2 separate regions of the Homo sapiens genome follow, and region 1 is linked to region 2. The links are chromatin loops, found by intact Hi-C in ENCODE. Cell type or tissue: heart right ventricle. All regions are shown on one strand. Links, peaks and the distances in the headings refer to the core of each region. The heading gives the core; the rest is flanking DNA. Region 1 has its middle 34 kb from the start of TRD-GTC2-8. Region 2 has its middle 50 kb from the start of LINC02452.

What was found. Peaks named below come from ENCODE experiments on the same cell type or tissue, not always from the same donor. Only the 100,000 strongest peaks of a DNase experiment are listed, where the experiment ranks them.
Region 1: it touches region 2 in a loop (2.9-fold over the local background); 34 of 110 quality-filtered maps call a loop at or near these places.

The regions. Positions count from the first base shown.
Region 1 is chr12:96,065,154-96,075,655 of GRCh38, reverse strand. No RefSeq gene overlaps it. Among named protein-coding and RNA genes, the nearest start is that of TRD-GTC2-8, 34 kb to the right of the region's middle. RefSeq lists an enhancer at 3,899-4,399. In heart right ventricle, for the core only: a CTCF peak has its summit at 4,532 (motif pointing left); no DNase peak of the experiment used is centred there; H3K27ac peaks cover 2,628 bases; H3K27me3 peaks cover 686 bases.
Region 2 is chr12:96,117,404-96,126,582 of GRCh38, reverse strand. No RefSeq gene overlaps it. Among named protein-coding and RNA genes, the nearest start is that of LINC02452, 50 kb to the left of the region's middle. In heart right ventricle, for the core only: no CTCF peak of the experiment used is centred there; a DNase peak (open chromatin) is centred at 5,674; H3K27ac peaks cover 888 bases.

The DNA.
Region 1 (10,502 bases), core at 1,299-9,298, 51 kb after region 2:
AAAATTTGAGTTCAATAAAAGGAATAAGTCCAAGAGATCTATTGTACAAACAATGACTATAATTGATAACAATATATTATATACTTAAAAATCACTAAGAGAATAGATTTTCAGTGTTCTCACCACAAAAAAAAGTATGTGAGGTAATGTATATGTTATCTCAATTTATCCTTTCCACAATGTATACATATTTCAAAATATCAAGTTGTACACCATAAATATATACATTTTTACTGGTCAATTACAATTTATTTTCAAAAGTACTTGTTCTTTATCTAAAACTTACATTTAACAAAGCATCATCTATTTTCTCTGACTACCCCACCCCAGGTACAGAATGCCTCCGGAAGTTTCTTTATCTTTTCTTTTTTTTTTTTTTTTGAGACAGAGTCTCGCTCTGTCACCAGGCTGGAGTGACTTGATCTTAGCTCACTGCAACCTCTGCCTCCCGGGTTCAAGGAATTCTCCTGCCTCAGCCTCCCGAGTAGCTGGGACTACAGGCGCGCACCATTACACCCAGCTAATTTTTTTTGTATTTTTAGTAGACATGGGGTTTCACTGTGTTGGCCAGGATGGTCTCGATCTCTTGACCTCGTGATCTGCCTGCCTCAGCCTCCCAAAGTGCTGGGATTACAGGCGTGAGCCATCGTGCCTTGCCTGCCTCCAGAAGTTTCTACTGAAGGCAGAGGTGAAAGGAAACCCGCTGTGAATGCTGACGTCTTATTCACTAGTCTTTGAACTCTTCTAGGGGCTGGCTGCCAGACTCAAAGCATTGTTTGCTTATGGGATGAACGTCTTAATGCAGGGAAACTGAATGGCCAGTTGTCATCAACCCAACCAAAGGGACTCCGCAAAAAAAGTAATGTTGTTGTTCTGTAATAGGTAAATGTCAGATAGTTCTATTCTCAATGGCAAGCTGATGAAGCCCACCCCAGTCCACACACTTTCTCTCCTGTTCAGAATCTGTTGCTAGGTGGGTGGCTCGGGCTGTTCTTCCTCTCCCTTCCTTGTTGCCCTCTCAGCCTCTGCAATGGGGCTGTGAGGAGACCAAACCCCATCAGCTCCTCCTTGGTATTTCCTCATTCCACCATTCAGAGCATTTCCCTGAACCTGTTTGCTGAGCATCTGGGCAAATATTTGGTGGGGAAAGTGATTTAATTTTTTTAATTGAGGTGAAATTCACATAACATAAAATTAACCTTATTTTTTTTTTTTCTGAGACAGAGTCTCACTCACTCTGTTGCCCAGGCTGGAGTGCAGTGGTGCAATCTCAGCTCACTGCCTCCTGGTTTCCAGTGATTCTCCTGCCTCAGCCTCCCGAGTAGCTGGGATTACAGGCACGTGCCACCATGCCAGGCTAATTTTTGTATTTTTAGTAGACATGGGGTTTCACCATGTTGGCCAGTCTGGTCTTGAACTCCTGACCTCAAGCAATCTGCCCGCCTTGGCTTCCCAAAGTGCTAGGATTACAGGCGTGAGCCACCGTGCCTGGCCAAATTAACCATTTTAAAGTGTACAATTCAGTGGCATTTGGTACATTCACAGTATTGTGCAACTTCCACCTCTATGTGGTTACAAAGCATTTTCTTCGCCCCTAGAGAAAACCCTGTACCCATGAAGCAGTTGGCTGTCAGCAATTTAAATTTAATTTTAAATTTTCACATTTTTAATTAAGCAAATTTAATTTCAAATTTGTCTCTTTAGAAATAGAGAGGCTCCCTCAAACTGCCCCTTGTGAGGCTGAAGTGAGGGGAATGAGAGAAATGGAAAGAGCAATTCTTGAGTTGAGTCAGTGGACAAGACTGGTTTCCAAACCTAATTGCAGATCTCTCACTGGTTTATAGGATTGAAGGCTATAGATTAAACGGCTCCAGAAAGACAGGTGTGTGCATGAAATGAGTCCCTGGTGATTGACAGAAGAGGGTTCACTTTAAGGCAGGGCTTACCAGGGAAAGTGGCAGAAGCTGCCAGACTATGCAAACAATGGGGAAGGGAGTCACAGGGCATGAAAGGGTCTTGTGAAGGGTGTAACCTGCTCACAGAGCACATTCTTGGGGACTAGGGTAAGAGAAGAGTCTACAAAAAGGAGCACAATGGGCTTGAGCTTCTGGGTTCAGAGGGAGCCGATGAATCACCTTGGGGAGGTGTCCCATTGCCCCTTGGCCAGTGAGAGCCTGAGATTTCCTGATTTACAGGAGTTGGTTCCTTCTCAGAGGAACACTTGACTCTCTCCTGTCTAGAGAGACCAATCCTCCTTATTGTATGTAAAATCTGGTGCAACTGCATTTTTGGAGACCACTGGTACTTCCTGCAGTGACTTGCTTGCAGCAGTTTTCTTTATTCTCCAGCTGGTTCCAGCTTCTTTTAATCTCTAGTTGTTTTCAGCAGTCCCTAGCTCACCACAAAGCCAGAAGCTTCCCAGTTTGGAACAGAGTTGCAGGGGTAATCCTCTTTGTTCAAGATTTGGGAGTTAACTGTTGGGCCAATGCCCCCTTTATTGCAAAGTTTGCAAGGAAAAGAACAAAGGAAGAGGAAGATCCACTGGGACAGTTGGAGCTGCCAGGTGGCACAGAGCTGTACAGTCCTTCACTGAACAAATGTTTATTGAGGGCATGCTGGCACAAGGCACTGCTGTAGAAGATGCAAGTGGTTATAGCCCACCCTGAGCTACTGCATTTTATGTGCCAGGCACTGTTCTTGGGGCTTTGCTTATATTCACTTATACTGAAGGACAACAGCCCAGTGATTATTTATGGGAAAGTGAGCTTTTCCCACCCTTGCCTCAGGGTGGCGGTTGCCCAAAAGTGGGGTTCGTCCTGTGTCCATGCCTCCTTACCTGCCACCTCAACCACCAAAAGGAACTGAACCTCCCCTGCTACTCCAGCTCATGTGCAATAATCACAGAACACAAGGAAGTTAGGGTAACAAGAGCAGAAAAGTGGAAAAACAAATACCTCTACCCCTCTGCACAGATGCTGTGTCTGCCTCACAAATATCTTTAACCTCCATCATCTCATCATTGCTCCCTTGCCCCATGGATGGAAGCAGTTGTCCCCTCTGTCTAGCTTTACAGACACTTTGCTCAAGCATCAGAGCAGATACAGTATTCAAATGGGATGCCCTGAATAATATGTCTTCTTTAGGCATCAGGCAGGAATGTCTGAAGATGAAAAACCCTAAAACAAGTGCACAAGGGCCTTGTTGATGTTTCTAAGAATAGCGCTGGGAGAATCTCCTTGGCCTAGCCTGGAAAGTCATCATTCATCCTGGGTTGCGGGGATGAAGAATCCTGCCAGTGTCATTCTATATACTCTTTTCTGATAAAGATACTTTGTTAAATGTAACTCAGTGCAATTTGATTTTATATCCTTAAAAGATTTCTTTCATATGAACAAATCCACAAGGTAAAAAAAAAAAAAGTTTTGGCCGGATGCAGTGGCTCATTCCCGTAATCCCAGAACTTTAGGAGGCTGAGGTGGGAGGATCACGAGGTCAGGAGATCAAGACCAGCCTGGCCAACATGGTAAAACCCGACTCTACTAAAAATACAAAAATTAGCAGGACGTGGTAGTGTGTGCCTGTAATCCCAGCTACTCGGGAGGCTGAGGCAGGAGAATCTCTTGAACCAGAGAGTTGGAGGTTGCAGTGAGCCGAGATTGCGCCACTGCACTCCAGCCTGGCGACAGAGCAAGACTCTGTCAAAAAAAAAAAAAAAAAAAAACCCTCCACTTTTTTTTATTTTTAATTTTTATTTATTTAATTAATTTTTTTGTATCATTATTTTTTTTGTGATGGAGTCTTGCTCTGTCGCCAGGCTGGAGTGCAGTGGTGCGATCTCGGCTCATTTCAACCTCTAACTCCCTGGTTCAAGAGATTCTCCTGCCTCAGCCTCCCAAGTAGCTGGGATTACAGGCACACGCCACTACGTCAGGCTAATTTTTGTATTTTTAGTAGAGACAGGGTTTCACCATGTTAGTCAGGATGGTCTCAACCTCCTGACCTCGTGATCCGCCCGCCTCGGCCTCCCACAGTGCTGGGGTTACACACGTGAGCCACCGTGCCTGGCCTAAAAAAAAGTTTTTATTGTGTCCTCAGTGGGGATCAGAAAATATAGTTACTGTGTTTTTCCTTCTGCATTCTGTCTGAAATTATGTCTTATTTTTAAATTTATTATTGAATGCCGCATACTGTCATTTTGTTTCCTATCTTGGATCAGGTTGTAGGTACTGTGTGTGAGTGTGCATTTGTGTGTGTGTGTGTGTGTGTGTGAGCGAGAGAGAGAATGTTGAATTGAGGTCTTTCAAGGAAGGGTTAAAGAGCCATGTGCGAATGAGCTTCTGTTCCACGGCAGGCATTTAGAATCACGGTGCTTAGAAGACGTGGTATAATGATAGGCTGCTGGTGATGATATTGCTTCCCTGGGACGCTTCAGGAAGGGTGAGGAGACTAATTGGCTGGTCTGGCAAACAATTCAAGATGAGACCAAAAGGAGGAGCCATCTGCTGGCAGGAAGTAAATGGAAATTCACCTTAGCGCTGGCCCTTCCACAGTGGGTGCACAGATGGTGACAGGCGGAACCCTTAGGGAGAGAGCGAAGGCCCTCATCTGCCAAGAGAGGAACAAAGGGGATTTGCTATTGCCTCCAGTGAACAGCCTCTTCTTTCATTTTGAGATCATGTAAGGAGTTTGCCCACATCACAAACCTGTTAGTATGAGCTTGGTGGCCTTGGGGAGTTTCCAGGCAGTATTACTGTGTAGAACTAAGAGTGAGGCTTTAGAGGAAGCAATGGAGATGGAAGTAATTGGTTTAAGATCCTGGACATGGGCACCCTCTAATCTGGGATGACCTCATGTGGCTGTGCAGCACAGAACAGCAACGGGGCTCCATTGACATGCAAAAGGCATTTCCTCGACACTCCCCCTCCCAGCCCTGCTGCAGGTCCCAGTCTGCACAGTGCTTCAGGGCAGACCTCCTCCTGACTGCTTGTAAGTTGAACCTTCGATTCAACTTTATTCCACCTGCTCAATGTAGTCCTTCGAGTTTCCAAGCAGGAAGCATTGCAAGGGCGAGTAGCTGCTGCAATAAGCCCTCATTTCTGCAAAGGAGTGGTAGTGTATGTTTTCCCAATATACCCACCTCAGATATAGTAATTTCTAAACATATCAGTGGAAACAGAATAAAACCTCTTAGATGCAAATTATCTTGGTTGCAAGGGTAAGGAGTAGGGGGGAAACCAATATGAGTTAATAAAAGAACTGAACATACTTAAAATAACATGAAATTTTTTCCCTCTAATTCCATGAGAGGTTAGACATGTAATTTCTTTACACTTGAATACATTGAGAGAATCAGTTAGGATAGCACTTTTTAAAATTTTTAATTTTCTGTCTGAAAGCCATCACTGTAAGGACTATTACTGAAAATTTAAAGGCCAAATATTTAAACGATATGAAAAATATACCATCTTGCTTAACAAGAAGTCCTGAGACAGGACAGATGCAAAGTTCGTCAACTCAATGGCTTAACAAGGTTAAGAAAGATTTGGGCTGTTTACAACCTTCCTATTCCGTTCTCACTTAGCAGGGCAGTTTTGAACCACCAGGTACCTCCCCTCATGGTCACAAGATAGCAGCCATGGTTCCAGCCATCTCACACAAATCCTACAACATCCTTTAGATGAATATTCCCTCCGTGTGTGTGTGTGTGTGTGTGTGTGTATGTGTGTGTGTGATCACAGAGGAAAAAACCTTCCCCAGGAGTACCTCATATACATACAGCTTAAACTGCTAAAACAAAAAAACTAAAAAATACGATGGTTCAAAGAAGAAAGCAATTTATTTTCTTTTCATGTATCAGTCCCAATGTATGTAAGTCTTTCTGTCTTGCTCTGCCATTCTCTGGAGTCATGTGCTTGCTTGAAGCTGGATTAGCAGTACCACCCAGTGTGCAGAAAGGGATTAAGAGAGAAAGTAAAGAACAAGCATTCTCCTTCTTAAAAACATGGTCTAGAAATTAGACTCATTATTTTTTTCTCACATCCCATTAGCCAAAACTTGGCCACACCTTGCAACGATGGAGGCTGGGAATTATAGTCTGTAATTGGGCATGCGCCTAGCTAACACTGAATGTAACTTCTGCTGAAAAGAAAGGTAAAGTGAATGTAGGGAGAAATTAACATTCTCTGCCATACTCCTCTTGTCAATTTCTGCTCACGTCTCATTGGTCAGAATTACTTAACATCATGGGATCTAAACCACTAACAGCTAGGGAATGAGACCACCAGGACTGGTTTAGGTCAGGGTTCTCAACCTCAGCACCATTGACATTTTGGACTGGATGGTTCTCTTTGTTGTGGGGGCTGTCCTGTGCATTGAAGAATGTTTAGCCGCACCCCTGCCCTCTACCCGCTAGATGCCAGTAGCACAATATGCTTACCTCTGTGGCAACAAAAACTGCAAAATATTGCCGAATTACCTCCAGTTGAAAATCACTACCTTACATCAACCACGATTTTGCCCTCTAGCAGGAATAGGATGCCCCCTTCCCTGAATCAAGTTTTTAAAAGATGGACGCTGCCAGGTGTGGTGGGCTCACTCCTGTAATCCCAGTGCTTGAGGGGCTGAAACGGGAGGATGGCTTGAGTCCAGGAGTTCAAGACCAGCCTGGGAAATGAAGTGAGATTCCATCTCTGCAAAAAATAAAATAATTAGCCTGGCATGGTGGTGCACACCTGTAGTCCCAGCTACTCAGGAGTCTGAAGTGGGAGGATCACTTGAGCCCAGACGTTCCAGGTTGCAGTGAGCTATGATCACTACATTGCATTGCAGCCTGGGTGATGGAGTGAGACCTTGTCTATAAAATAAAATAAAATGACAAACACAAAATCAGGGTTATTCTAACAGGAGTAATGGGGGCAATGGCTGCTGGGCAGGCAACCAACAGTCATCAATGTACAATGATAGAAGAAATGTCAAATAACATGTTATCCAATGAAGGCTGGTTGTGGTGGCTCAGTCCTGTAATCTCAGCACTTTGAGAGGCCGAAGCAGGAGGATCACTTGAGCCCAGAAGTTCAAGACAAGCCTGGGCAACACGGTGAGACCCTGCCTTATTTTTTAAAAAAAGGAAAAGAAAAAATAATATTATCCAGTGAAGGTTCTGTCAGATGATCTTTAATTTGTTTATTTATTCAATATATATGTATTAAAAGCATACCTGGTAGGCTGGTGCTGTGGCTCACGCCTATAATCCCAGCATTTTGGGAGGCTGAGGAAGGAGGATTGCTTGAGCCCAGGAGTTCGAGGCCAGCCTGGGTAACATGACAAGACCCCGTCTCTACAAAAACTACAAAAATTAGCTGGGTGTAGTGGTGCACACCTGTAGTCCCACCTACTCGGGAGGCTGAGGAGGGAGGATGGCTTGAGCCCAGGAGTTTGTGGTTATAGTGAGCTATGATCATACCACTGCACTCCAGCGTGTGTGACAGAGGGAGGCCCTGTCTCTAAAAAGTAAACTAAAATAAAGTAAAATAAAAAATTTGGCTGCTGAGGCTTAGCCAAAAGAAGAAGAAAAGAAGAAATATTTCCTAAAAAGAAAAAAATTATGTAATTAACAAAATATTTATGGGTAAATTGCTAATATCAAAGCTTTTTAAGTGCTTAAAAGCCATTTGACTTCTTAAATAGATTGTTTACATTATTTTCCTAGTAAATCCTTTCCCCCATTGAGTGGAAAAATAAACTTAAAACCAACTCCTATCTAAATCATGGGAAATATGGGTAAGATCCACATGAATTTATTTGGGTTTTAATTTTTTTTTTTTTTGAGACGGAGTTTTGCTCTTGTTGCCCAGGCTGGAATGCAATGGTACGATCTTGGCTCACTGCAACCTCCGCCTCCTGGGTTCAAGCGATTCTCCTGCCTCAGCCTCCTGAGTAGCTGGGATTACAGGTGCCCACCACCATGCCTCGCTAATGCTTGTATTTTTAGTAGAGATGGGGTTTCACAATGTTGGCCAGGCTGGTCTGGAGCTCCCGACCTTAGGTGATCCGCCCGCCACAGCCTCCCACAGTGCTGGGATTACAGGTGTGAGCCACCACACCCAGCCAAAGTTTTACATTTTTTCAAGTTATCATGTTAAATTCATAGACTTCATCTATACAAATAGATTTGAATTTGCTTAGAGCTTATTTTGGCTAAAGAAGTGGAAACAGAGTATAACAAACAATAATTGAACAAACTCTAAGAAATTATTGGTAACAACGTTGGCTGTTCTTCCAATTTGCTTATAATTATTTTATTCTGACTTTTTTTAGATAATCGAGCTAGTTTCACTTAGATAACCTCTAGCTCTCCTAATGTAGATGTATTTAATATAAATTAAAGAAATATTTCTTTTTATATCCTGTGGCAAATTAAATATAAATTGGGGAGCAATTGAAAAGTATGAGAGAAAACAGGCCCAAATTAATGTCATGCTGTCAGGTAGGGCTTCAGGGGCTGTTATCACATTCCTCATTTCTGCAAAATGTTTCACTTAAATCTGGAAAAATGAAAAGGCACAGTGTTTGTTAAATGCCTGAGGGCAGAGATGGGAAAAGCAAAGGTAAACTTTGTAGAGAAGTGAAGTTGGCAGGAAATTGCAAGATGAGATTTGGCTTGAAAATAGAAGCTTATTTATCAAGAAGAAAACTATGAAAAGATAAAAATACGCAATCCTCCTTGCACATTCTCCCAAATGACCCTGTGTATGGCTTGTGTGATTAGGTTAACCACTTCTATATTAAAACTAGAGAAACTTTATATTTTCCCATTGCTACTTTGCCTGAAAAAAATGGGTCATTGGCCGGGCGTGGTGCAGTGGCTTATGCTTGTAATCCCAGCATTTTGGGAGGCCGAGTGGTGGATCACGAGGTCAGGAGTTCGGAACCATCCTGGCCAAGATGGTGAAACTCCATGTCTACTATAAATACAAAAATTAGCTGGGTGTGGTGGTGCACCCTGTAATCCCAGCTACTTGGGAGGCTGAGGCAGAGAATTGCTTGAACCCGGGAGGTGGAGGTTGCAGTGAGCCCAGATCGCACCACTGCACTCCAGCCTGGGCAACTCTGTCTAAAAAAATAATAATAATAAAATAAAATAAATAAATAAAAAATCATTGCCCCAAGGTGAGTGGCAGGACTCAACTTATAGCTTTTATCAATTAGCTAGGCTTTTGCACATATAGATAACTGCATTTCTTTTTATATCCTGTGATCCAATTATATATTTTTCCCTTTAAAATATCTGTTGAAATAAGAAGCATAAGTTGTAATCACTAAAAGCATTTTTACATATTTAAAACAAAGTAAAATCTAGAACAAGAGTTGAAGACACACCAACAAGTACGTATACTCAAGCTCCTCCTTCTTGAATTAAGTCAGCTGCTAATATTTTCTGGTTTGACCTCAGAAATTAAGTAAGGAAACCACTGTGAATATTTTATTAGAGGCAAAAGTCCTTGATAATTTTTTCTTTTTTTTGAGACAGGGTCTTGCTCTGTCATCCAGGCTGGAGTGCAGTGGCATGATTACAGCTCACTGCAGCTTCAACCTCCCAGGTTCAAGTGATCCGCCTACCTCACCCTCCCAAGTAGCTGCGACTACAGGTGCCAGCCACCACACCTAACTAAGTTTTTAAATTTTTAGTAGAGATGGTGTTTTGCCATGTTGCCCAGGCTGGTCTGGAACTCCTGGGCTTAAGCAATCTGCCCACCATGACCTCCCAAAGTGCTGGGATTGCAGGTGCAAGCCACTGTCCTCGGCCCTTTATAAATGATTTTTCACTGTTGGAGCTTACTGTGCATAACAGACACCTCTGGGGATCTGTTCAACCCACAGTCCCACCTTTGTGGCCACTACTTCTGTTGGGTGGCCTCTGCCATGACTCCTCTCACTGGTCTCTAGTAACACCTTTCCTTTCCCGTTGCCCTTCAAGCCTCAGGGAGGTGCTGGCTCGTTGCTGCTGCTAATGCCTTGGTGATTTCTCATCCTGTTTGTTCGCCTTTAACCCTGGCCAAGCCTCTGTAAAACACAGTGTCTCATTAAACTTTGGTCAGTTATGTCCTATATGTGCGCCACTCGTTCCCCATAGGGACCCTATCACACTCTCTATTATTTCCTATTGCTTCTCTAACAAATTACTACACATTTGATGGCTTAAAAAAACACAAGTGTAGTATTTTATAGGTCTGGAGGTCAGAAGTCCAAAATGGGTTTAACTTAGCTAAAAGCAAGGTGTCAGCTGCGATTCATTCCTAGTGAGGTTCTAGGGCAGATTCCATTTCCTTGCCTTTTCCAGCTTCTAGAAGCTGCATTCTTCGGATCAGGGCCCCTTCTTCTCTCTTTAAGGCCCACAGTGTAGCATCTTCTCTCTCTCCTCTGCTTCCATCATCACAGTGTCTTATCTGGCTCTCACGCTCCCACCTTCATCTTTCCCTTAGAGAGCCCCCTGAGATTTGATG
Region 2 (9,179 bases), core at 1,180-9,179:
CTTGAGGCCAGGAGTTTGAGACAAGGCTGGTCAACATGGCAAAACCTCATCTCTACTAAAAATACAAAAATTAGCCAGGCTTGGTGACGCATGCCTGTAGTCTCAGCTACTTGGGAGGCAGAAGCAGGAGAATCGTTTGAACCCTGGAGGTGGAGGTTGCAGTGAGCCGAGATTGTGCCACTGCACTCCAGCCTGGGCAACAGAGGGAGACTCCATCTCAAAAAAAAAAAAAAAAAAAGAAAAAAAAAGAAAAAGGAAAAAGAAAGTGTGCAGCACTTCCCCCTTTGTTCTCTCTCTCTCTCTCCTGACATATGAAGATCTGTCTGCTTCAACTTTGCCTTCCACCATGATTGTAAGTTTCATGAGGCCTCCCCAGAAGCAGAAGCCTGGACAGCCTGCAGAACTGTGAGCTGATTAAACCTCTTTTCTTTATAAATTACCCAGTCTCAGGTAGTTCTTTATAGCAGTGCAAAAATTGACTGATACTCACTCTGATGTAATCTGAACCAGTCATTCAGACCAGAGTAAAAAAGGTGAAGAAATAGTTCCAGGCCTTTGGGAGGCTGGGGTGGGTGGATCACGAGGTCAGGAGATCGAGACCATCCTAACATGCTGAAACCCCATCTCTACTAAATATACAAAAAATTAGCCGGGCATGGCAGCGGGTGCCTGTAGTCTCAGCTACTTGGGAGGCTGAGGCAGGAGAATGGTGTGAACCCGGGAGGTGGAGCTTGCAGTGAGCCGAGATCGCACCACTGCACTCCAGCCTGGATGACAGGGTGAGACTCCATCTCCAAAAAAAAAAAAAAAAAAAAAGAAATAGTTCCAGGCTTTCAATTTGCTCCAAGAGTGTGCTCTTTGTATCAAGAATATATTATCGTATAAATGTTGAAGCCAAACATCTGAGTTTGAATGTGGCAGGTGGGGGGTTGCAAAAGATGTGATCCTGCTGTTTCTAGCATTGTACAGAAATCAATCTATTCCATATTCAAGTGAATTTGCTGAATTGCTGATCAAAAAGGACTAAATCCATTAAAACCTTATGTCCTATGCTGCAGGGGCATCAAGCTTGTGTGCTTCCTGGGACTCTCTTGTGCATCGATTTTAACTTTTTTATGTGGACAACCTAAGTGGGAACTGGAGCATAGATTGGCATCATCATCCATTAAGTGTTTAGCTTCTTTGTTAAACAATGTTCCCCTGCAAATGTTCATATTGTAAACACCAATAACCACTAGATCCCTTGTGTTCTTAAAAGGCATAGAAAATTGTAAAATTTTTAATGTGGATACAAAATGGCTCACATTCAAAGAGCAATAAGCCTTATCAAGGCAGAATTCTACACAAGGTCTTTTTACTTGATTTTGTCCCAGTGGCAATAGAGCAGGTTATCCCCTAACAGCTGATCTTCACTTCTTCGTTTAATAACATAGCCTCTGAATCTTAGCCAGATCCATGACTGTTCCACTAAAAACTATTTTCTAGCCTCCCTTGCACTTGGTTGAGGTTAGAAATACATTTGAACTGATGTAGGCGACGTGATCTGGGCAAAAGTGATAAGTACCACTTCTGGTCCATGACCTTAAAGGAAAAGGATAACACCCTCACTTCTTCCTTCTCCCCTTTCTGCAGGCTGGGATACAGCTATGATGGCAGGACCTGGAGCAGCAATCTTCAACCATGAGGTGGAAGACTTCTGTTGAGGATAATGGAAAATCAAGGTGGAAGAAATTTGAATTTCCGTGATTGTGGAGCCCCCGCATTAGCCTTGGACTGTTGATGCTCTGACTGAATTACAGGACAGAAGATAAACTTCCACTTGTTTAAGCTACTGTTATTCTGACCTTTCCAACAGTAGCCAAACTAGTATCCTAACTAATATCCTAACGCTTTGGGCACTGGAACCTTAACTTTAGTAATTTACATGTTTTTTCCTTTTTTTAAAAAATTTATTTTTTGTAGAGACGGGGGTCTTGCCATGTTGCCCAGGCTGGTCTTTAACTCTGGGCTCAAGTCATCCTCCCACCTTAGCCTCCCAAAATGCTGGGACTACAGGCATGAGCCACTGTGCCTGGCCCTAATTTAGGTGTTTTTTCATACAGTAGAAAAAATATATGTTGTTCCAGATAGATAGATAGATAGATAGATAGATAGATAGATACACAGACAGACAGACAGACAATACACACACTCATACAAACACTTGAGAGATTTATTAACTAGGGATTTAGAGGATCACTGCAGAACTGGTTGTAAAGAACTCATCCCACACTCTGCAATGTGAAGTATATACAACTCATTTTATTTTTTTGAGACAGAGTGTCGCTCTGTCACCCAGGATGGAGTGCAGTGGCACAATCTCAGCTCACTGCCTCAGCCTCCCGAGTAGCTGGGACTACAGGCGCCCACCACCATGCCCGGCTAATTTTTTGTATTTTTAGTAGAGATAGGATTTCACCGTGTTAGCCAGGATGGTCTCGATCTCTTGACCTCATGATCTGCCTGCCTTGGCCTCCCAAAGTGCTGGGATTACAGGCATGAGCCACCACGCTGGGCCCATTTTATTTTTTATATAGAATGTTCTAAAGGCTATAGAGTGAATGATAATGAACCTCCAGTGAGGTGGCAAAGAGCACAAGTTCTGGAACCAGACAGACCAGCTAAATGACCAGGGGCAAGTTACTTAACCTCTGAGTGTCCAGGTTGCCCCATCTGTACAAAGCAGGGACCATGAGGATGACCTGAGATCATACAGGTAAGACGCTTAGAACCAGACATTAGTGCCTGGCACATACCAAGCACTGAATAAATATTAACTACTACTATTATTATTAGTTACACTAATTAGCCAGTAATGATGCTATAGAAATGTGGCTAATGGAATAATTCTAGACTTTTCTTGATCTATTTGTACGTATCAGACGTGGTCTTATTCAAGACATCTAGTCAAAAATGTTTACTTCTGGCTGGGCATGATGATTCATGCCTGTAATCCCACACTTTGGGAGGCCAAGGCAGGAGGATCACTTGAGCCTAGGAGTTCAAGACCAGCCTGGGCAAAATAGCAAGACACTGTCTCTGCAAAAACCAAAAGCATTAGCTGGGCATGGTGGTGTGCACTCGAAATCCCAGCTACTCAGAAGGCTGAGGCAAAAGGATCACTTGGCCCAGGAGTTTAAAGTTACAATGAGCTATGATTGCACCACTGCACTCCAGCCTGGGTGATCCAGCAAAGCCCTGGCTCTAAAATTCAAAAAGGGGAAAAAAAGGTCTACTTTTGCCTGGAATGCCTTATTAACGAATCCTAATCTTGGTTTATGTGCATCCTCCAGGTAGTATCTGAAATAGTACAGCATCGTCTCTTTGTAAATTGATTTCTAAAGGAAGTTTGAACAATAGCAATAGAAGTTTAGATATAGCTGTCTGTCTCACTGGAGCCATCACCTCTGGCTTCTCCTTGCTGTGGACAAGGCTGTAATTTATCCTCCTCTCTGATGGCCACAGTCATCTCTGCTCATGGCAGTGGGGGCTTGGAGAAGTGGATTTACTGAGTAGTGAATGAAGTTTAACCTTCACGGCCTTTCATTTGGTTGGGCCCATTCTAAAGCTCCAAGCATTCCCTGCCAGGATTGCAAAGACCATGGGGCCAGTCCTGGGGCTGCAGGCAGGGTGGATAGGCTTTTTGCATCATATGCACAGCCACCCAGTGCCCACCTGCTGTTGGTGGACCTCCAGGAGGCTTCTAGTGCTATCTCTGATCCTAAGAAGGAAGGTTTGAACGAGATGCCGCTCTGTTCCCTGCTCAGAGGCTACTACAGCCAGGTTTCATGGCCACCCCAGGACTAGCCGGAACATGGAGTGGCAAGGAGCTGGCTGAGCTGGACCGGCTGCTGTCAAAGACACTGTTTGATTGGCCGGGTGTGGTGGTGCATGCTTGTAGCCCCAACTACTCTGGAGGCTGAGGCGGGAGGATCTCTTGAGCCCAGGAGTTTGAAGCTGCAGGGAGCTATGATCATGCCACTGTACTCCAGCCTGGGCCACAGAACGAGACCCTGTCTCTAAACAAAATACACTGAGCAAGAAACCATAGAGGATGTTGGAGGAGGAGCATTGCCAACAAAGAATTCTGAAGCACAAAGAAACTTTTCTAAACTACCAACATTGGCCAGGCAAGGTGGCTTACGCCTGTAATCCCAGCACTTTGGGAGGCCAAGGCGGGTGGATCACCTGAGGTCAGGAGTTCAAGACCAGCCTGACCAACATGGTGAAACCCCGTCTCTACTAAAAATACGAAAAATTAGCCAGGCATGGTGGTGAGAACCTGTAATCTCAGCTATTCGGGAGGCTGAGGCAGGAGGATCACTTGAACACGGGAGGCGGAGGTTGCAGTGAGCCGAGATCGCACCACTGCGCTCCGGCCTGGGCAACAAGAGCAAAACTCAGTCTCAAAAAAAAAAAAAAGAATAAAAATAAAAATAAAAAATCAACATTAGGAGAAAAAAAAAACATGCAAGAGGAAAGCCAGGATTACCTTTCTATTCTCTAAAATAACTATTTTACAACATTGTTGTTATGTGAACAGGTAAGACGGAATGCAGTCAAAACTGTAGGAAAAAACAGTGTTCTTGAGGTGACTCAGGTAGTTAATTAGCAGAGAAAATATTATGTTATTTTAATGGATTTTGTGGTGTTTGTGGTATTTGTCAGCTTTTTAAAAATTTGTCAATACTCATTTCATACCTAAGCTTGTACTTGTAATTTTGTACTCTTTTCCTTAAGGAGCCTCTCTGAAATTGGGTAAGCCGTGACACCCACAACAGCTGAATTTTCCCCCAGGAGAGAGTTTACACCCACTTCAGTGAGAACACTTTTTTGTTAGTGTTTTAGCTGAACACTGACTGGCCATGTTGAGTGACACTTTCTGGGCAATGTCATTAATCGGCCCCCAGAAGCAGGAACTCCAGCATCCGTGGAGAATCAGTTGATGCACAGGTCCGGGTGCCTTGCACAAGGATTAGTGATTCATCTCCAGGGGGTAATGAAAGTGAATGTGGTGTTTCCTTTTGATTCCTTGCAGCTCTCTTTCCAAATATCATGAATGTGCAGTTACTTCCTAACGGTAACTGAAAGGTCAAGAAAAGAGCTTTCACTTTTGGCCTTTCTGGCCTCAAAACCTCAGTTGGCTACAGTCTAGTTGCATTGGGTGCACTGACTGTGGTCTGGGAAAGTCACTGTCTTATCTCCCACATGCCCCTTTCATGCTTCTCTGCTCCACCACATGAGATGTTGAATGGAGTAAGGCAGTTCCATTTCTAAACCCAGCAAAGGAAATAGGCTGAATTTTAAAGATGATCTTGGCTAGTGTAATCCCCTTCCCTTGGAAATGAAGCTGGAGGGGGTGGGGAGGAGTTGAGGATGGGTCAAAGGTGAAGAGAAGGATGGAGCCTGCTTGTGGACCATGACATGTCATTCCTCACTGCTGTGACCGAGTACAAGACACAGAATCTCTCATGTGAACCTTTGTGATACTTAAGAGTTCCCCAGACAAGGCTTGCCCCTACCCCCAGCCCAGTCTCCACAGAAGGGCCAGAGCTGTTTATAATAAGATCATATCACACTTCTGCTTAAAATCCTCCAGTGGCTGCCCATGGCCATGACAACAAAAGGCACACTCTATACTGCGGCCTAGGAGACCTCCCACAGTGTGGCCACTGCTTCTGCTTCTGCTAACCACACATCCCCCACAACCCAGTCCCAGGCCAGTCTGCGCTTTAGCCTCTCTCCCTCCCTCCCTCCCCCTTTTGTCTGCCTAACTTTCTCCCTTCCTCTCTCCCTCCCTTCCTTCTTTCCTTCCCTCCCTCCCCCTTTTGTCTCTCTGCCTTTCTCCCTTCCCTCTCCTCCCCACCCCTCCTCTTCCATCTTTTTCTTTATAACAGCTTTATTGAGGTATCATTCACATACCATACAATATCACCCATGTAAAGTATGCAATTCAATGATTTTTAGTATATTTACAGAGTTGTGCAACCAGCACAATAAATTTTAGAACATTTTCATCACTGAAAAGAAACTCTGTACCCATTAACATCCTTCTTATTTACCCAACACTCCTCAACCCCAAGCCCTAGGCTACCACTAATCTATTTTCTATCTTTATAGATTTGCTTATTCGTATATTCCTTCTAAATGCAATACCATATACAGGCTTTTGTGCCTGGCTTCTCTTACTTAGCATAGTATTTCTGAGGCTCATTCATATTGTAGCATATATCCGAATTTTATTCATTTGGCTGAATGATATTCCATTGTATTGGTATTCCACACTTTATTTATCCATTTATCAATTGATGGACATTTGGATTTTTTCCATGTTTTGGCTATTATGAATGATGTTGCGTGAACACTTGTGTGTAAGTTTTTGTGTAGACATGTCTTCAATTCTCTTAGGTAAACACCTAGGATAAGAACTGCTGGATCCTGTGATAACTCTATGGTTAACATTTTGAGGACAGACAGACTCTTTTCCAGGGTGGTTAAACCATTTTATATTCCCACTAGCAATACAGAGTATCAGGGTTCCAACTTCTCTACACCCTCATCAACAATTATTATTTGTCTTTTTAAAAATAGTCATTCTAGCGGGTGTGAAATGGTATCTCCTTGTGGTTTTTATTTGAATTTCCCTCGTTATACATCTTTTGTTGTGCTTATTGGACATTTTGTGTATCTTTCTCGAAATATTTGTTCAGATCCTTAATCCATTTTTTTTCTTCTTTTTTTTGAGACAGAGTCTTGCTCTGTTGCCAGGCTAGAGTGCAGCAGCACGATCTTGGCTCACTGCAACCTCTGCTTCCCGGGTTCAAGTGGTTCTCCTGCCTCAGCCTCCCAAGTAGCTGAGACTACAGCTGCCCACTACCACGCCCAGTTAATTTTTGTATTTTAAGTAGAGGTGGGGTTTCACCATGTTGGCCAAGCTGGTCTTGAACTCTTGACCTCAAGTGATCCACCTGGCTCGGCCTCCCAAAGTGCATGGATTACAGGCATGAGCCACCGCGCCTGGCCTATTGACCCATTTTTAAATCGGGTTGTTTTCTTTTTGTCGTTGAGTCATGAGTTCTTTATATATCGTGGAGAGTAGACCCTTATCGGACATATGATTTGCAAGTATTTTCTCCCATTCTGTGGGTTGTCCTTTCACTTTTGATGGTGTCCACTGACGCAAACATTTCTAATTTTTATTAAGTCCAATTATCCATTTTTTCTTCTGTTGTGTATGTTTTTGATGTCATACCTAAGAAAGCTTTGCTTAACCCAACGTTATGGAAACTTACTCCTATATTTTCTTCTAAGAATTTTATAATTTTGGTTTTCACATGGAGGTCTATGATTTGTTTTGAGTTAATGTGTGAATATGATATGAGATAAGGGTCCAACTTCATTCTTTCACATGTGGATATCCAATTGTCCCAGATCCTTTTGTGAAGGACTATTCTTTCCCCCATTGAACTGTCTTGGCATTCTTAGCCACATCACTTTCTATTCCCCCATTTAAACAATGTAATAGATTATATTAGAATAGACAACATCAAAGTATAGTTAACCATGGACTCTAAAGCCAGACCTGCTGTACTGAACCTCCACAGTGTGACCACTTACTAGCTATGTGGCCTTTGGCAAATCACTTCTCTGTGCCTCAGTTTTTACACCTGAATAATGTGTTCTTCATAGAGCTATTGTAAATATTAAGTGGGTTAAAAAAATTAAATGGGTTGGTATATGTAAAGCACTTAAGCTCAGGTGTGGTGGCTCATGCCTGTAATCCCAGCACTTTGGAAGGCTGAGGCAGGGGGATCACTTAAGCTCAGGAGTTCAAAACCAGCCTGGACAACATGGCAAAACCCCATCTCTATAAAAAACACAAAAATTAGCCAGCCATGGTAGTATGCACCGGTAGTCTCAACTACTCAGGAGGCTGAGGTGGGAGGATTGCTTGAGCCCTGGAGGTGGAGGTTGCAGTGAGCCGAGATCATGCCATGACACTCCAGCCTGAGCGACAGAGCCAAATCCTGTCTCACAAATAAGTAAAGCTAAAAAGCACTTAAAACAATGCCTGGCAGGTGATAAACACCTTGTAAGTATTTTGCTATACAATTTCTACAAAAAGTTTTTGCTCAGTTTCTGCCATTGTGAAGAAAATAATGTTTATGAATCTGAATCACAAGGCATGATTTGTTTCTTATTGACCACGTTTGTAACAGTAGATTGCTAAAATAATGCCACATAACAATCAAAAATCTTAGTGGCACACAGCATGAGGCATTTACTTTTTTTTTTTTTTTTTTTTTTTTTGAGACGGAGTCTTGCTTTGTCACTAGGCTGGAGTGCAGTGGCGCGATCTCAGCTCACTGCAACCTCTGCCACCCAGGTTCAAGTGATTCTCCTGCCTCAGCCTCCTGAGTAGCTGAGACTACAGCTGCGAGCCACCATGCCCAGCTAATTTTTGTATTTTTAGTAGAGATGGGGTTTCACCATGTTGGCCAGATGGTCTCCAACTCTTGACCTCGTGATCCGCCTGCCTCGGCCTCCCAAAGTGTGAAGCATTTATTTCCCATGAGTTTGGGGGTGGCTGGGCAGCTCCACTGATCTCATCTGGGCTCACTCACTCCTCTGTGGATCAGCTGATAATCAGCTAATCTAGGCTGGGCTTGGCTGAGCAGGTCTGCTTCAAGCTTCAGGTCTTGCCAAGCTTGGCTCCCCATCACTGGACTTGGTTCTGCTCCACATGTCTTCTATTTGGGCCTAGTCTAAGGGGTAGCAGCTTCCTGGGGGAAGCTCTTATCATGATGTTAAAGGCACAAAAGGGCAAACTTAATCCTCTAAGCACGTTTGAAGTCTCTGCTTGTCTCCTGTCTGCTAACATCCTATTGGCTGAATGACAAGGTCAGAGAAGTTCACTCCCACAGTCTCATTGATCAAAGCCAGTCACACGACTGAGCCCAACATCAGTTAGATACAAAACAACGATCTGTTGAGCAATAATCTAATATATTCCTAGTCAAAAGAGTTTGAGAAGCATTGCTCTAAAGCAGCAGTCAGCAAACTAGTGCCTGCAGGGCAAATTGAACCCACCACTTTTTTTTTTTTTATATATAAAGTTTTACTGAAACCCAGCCTGGCCC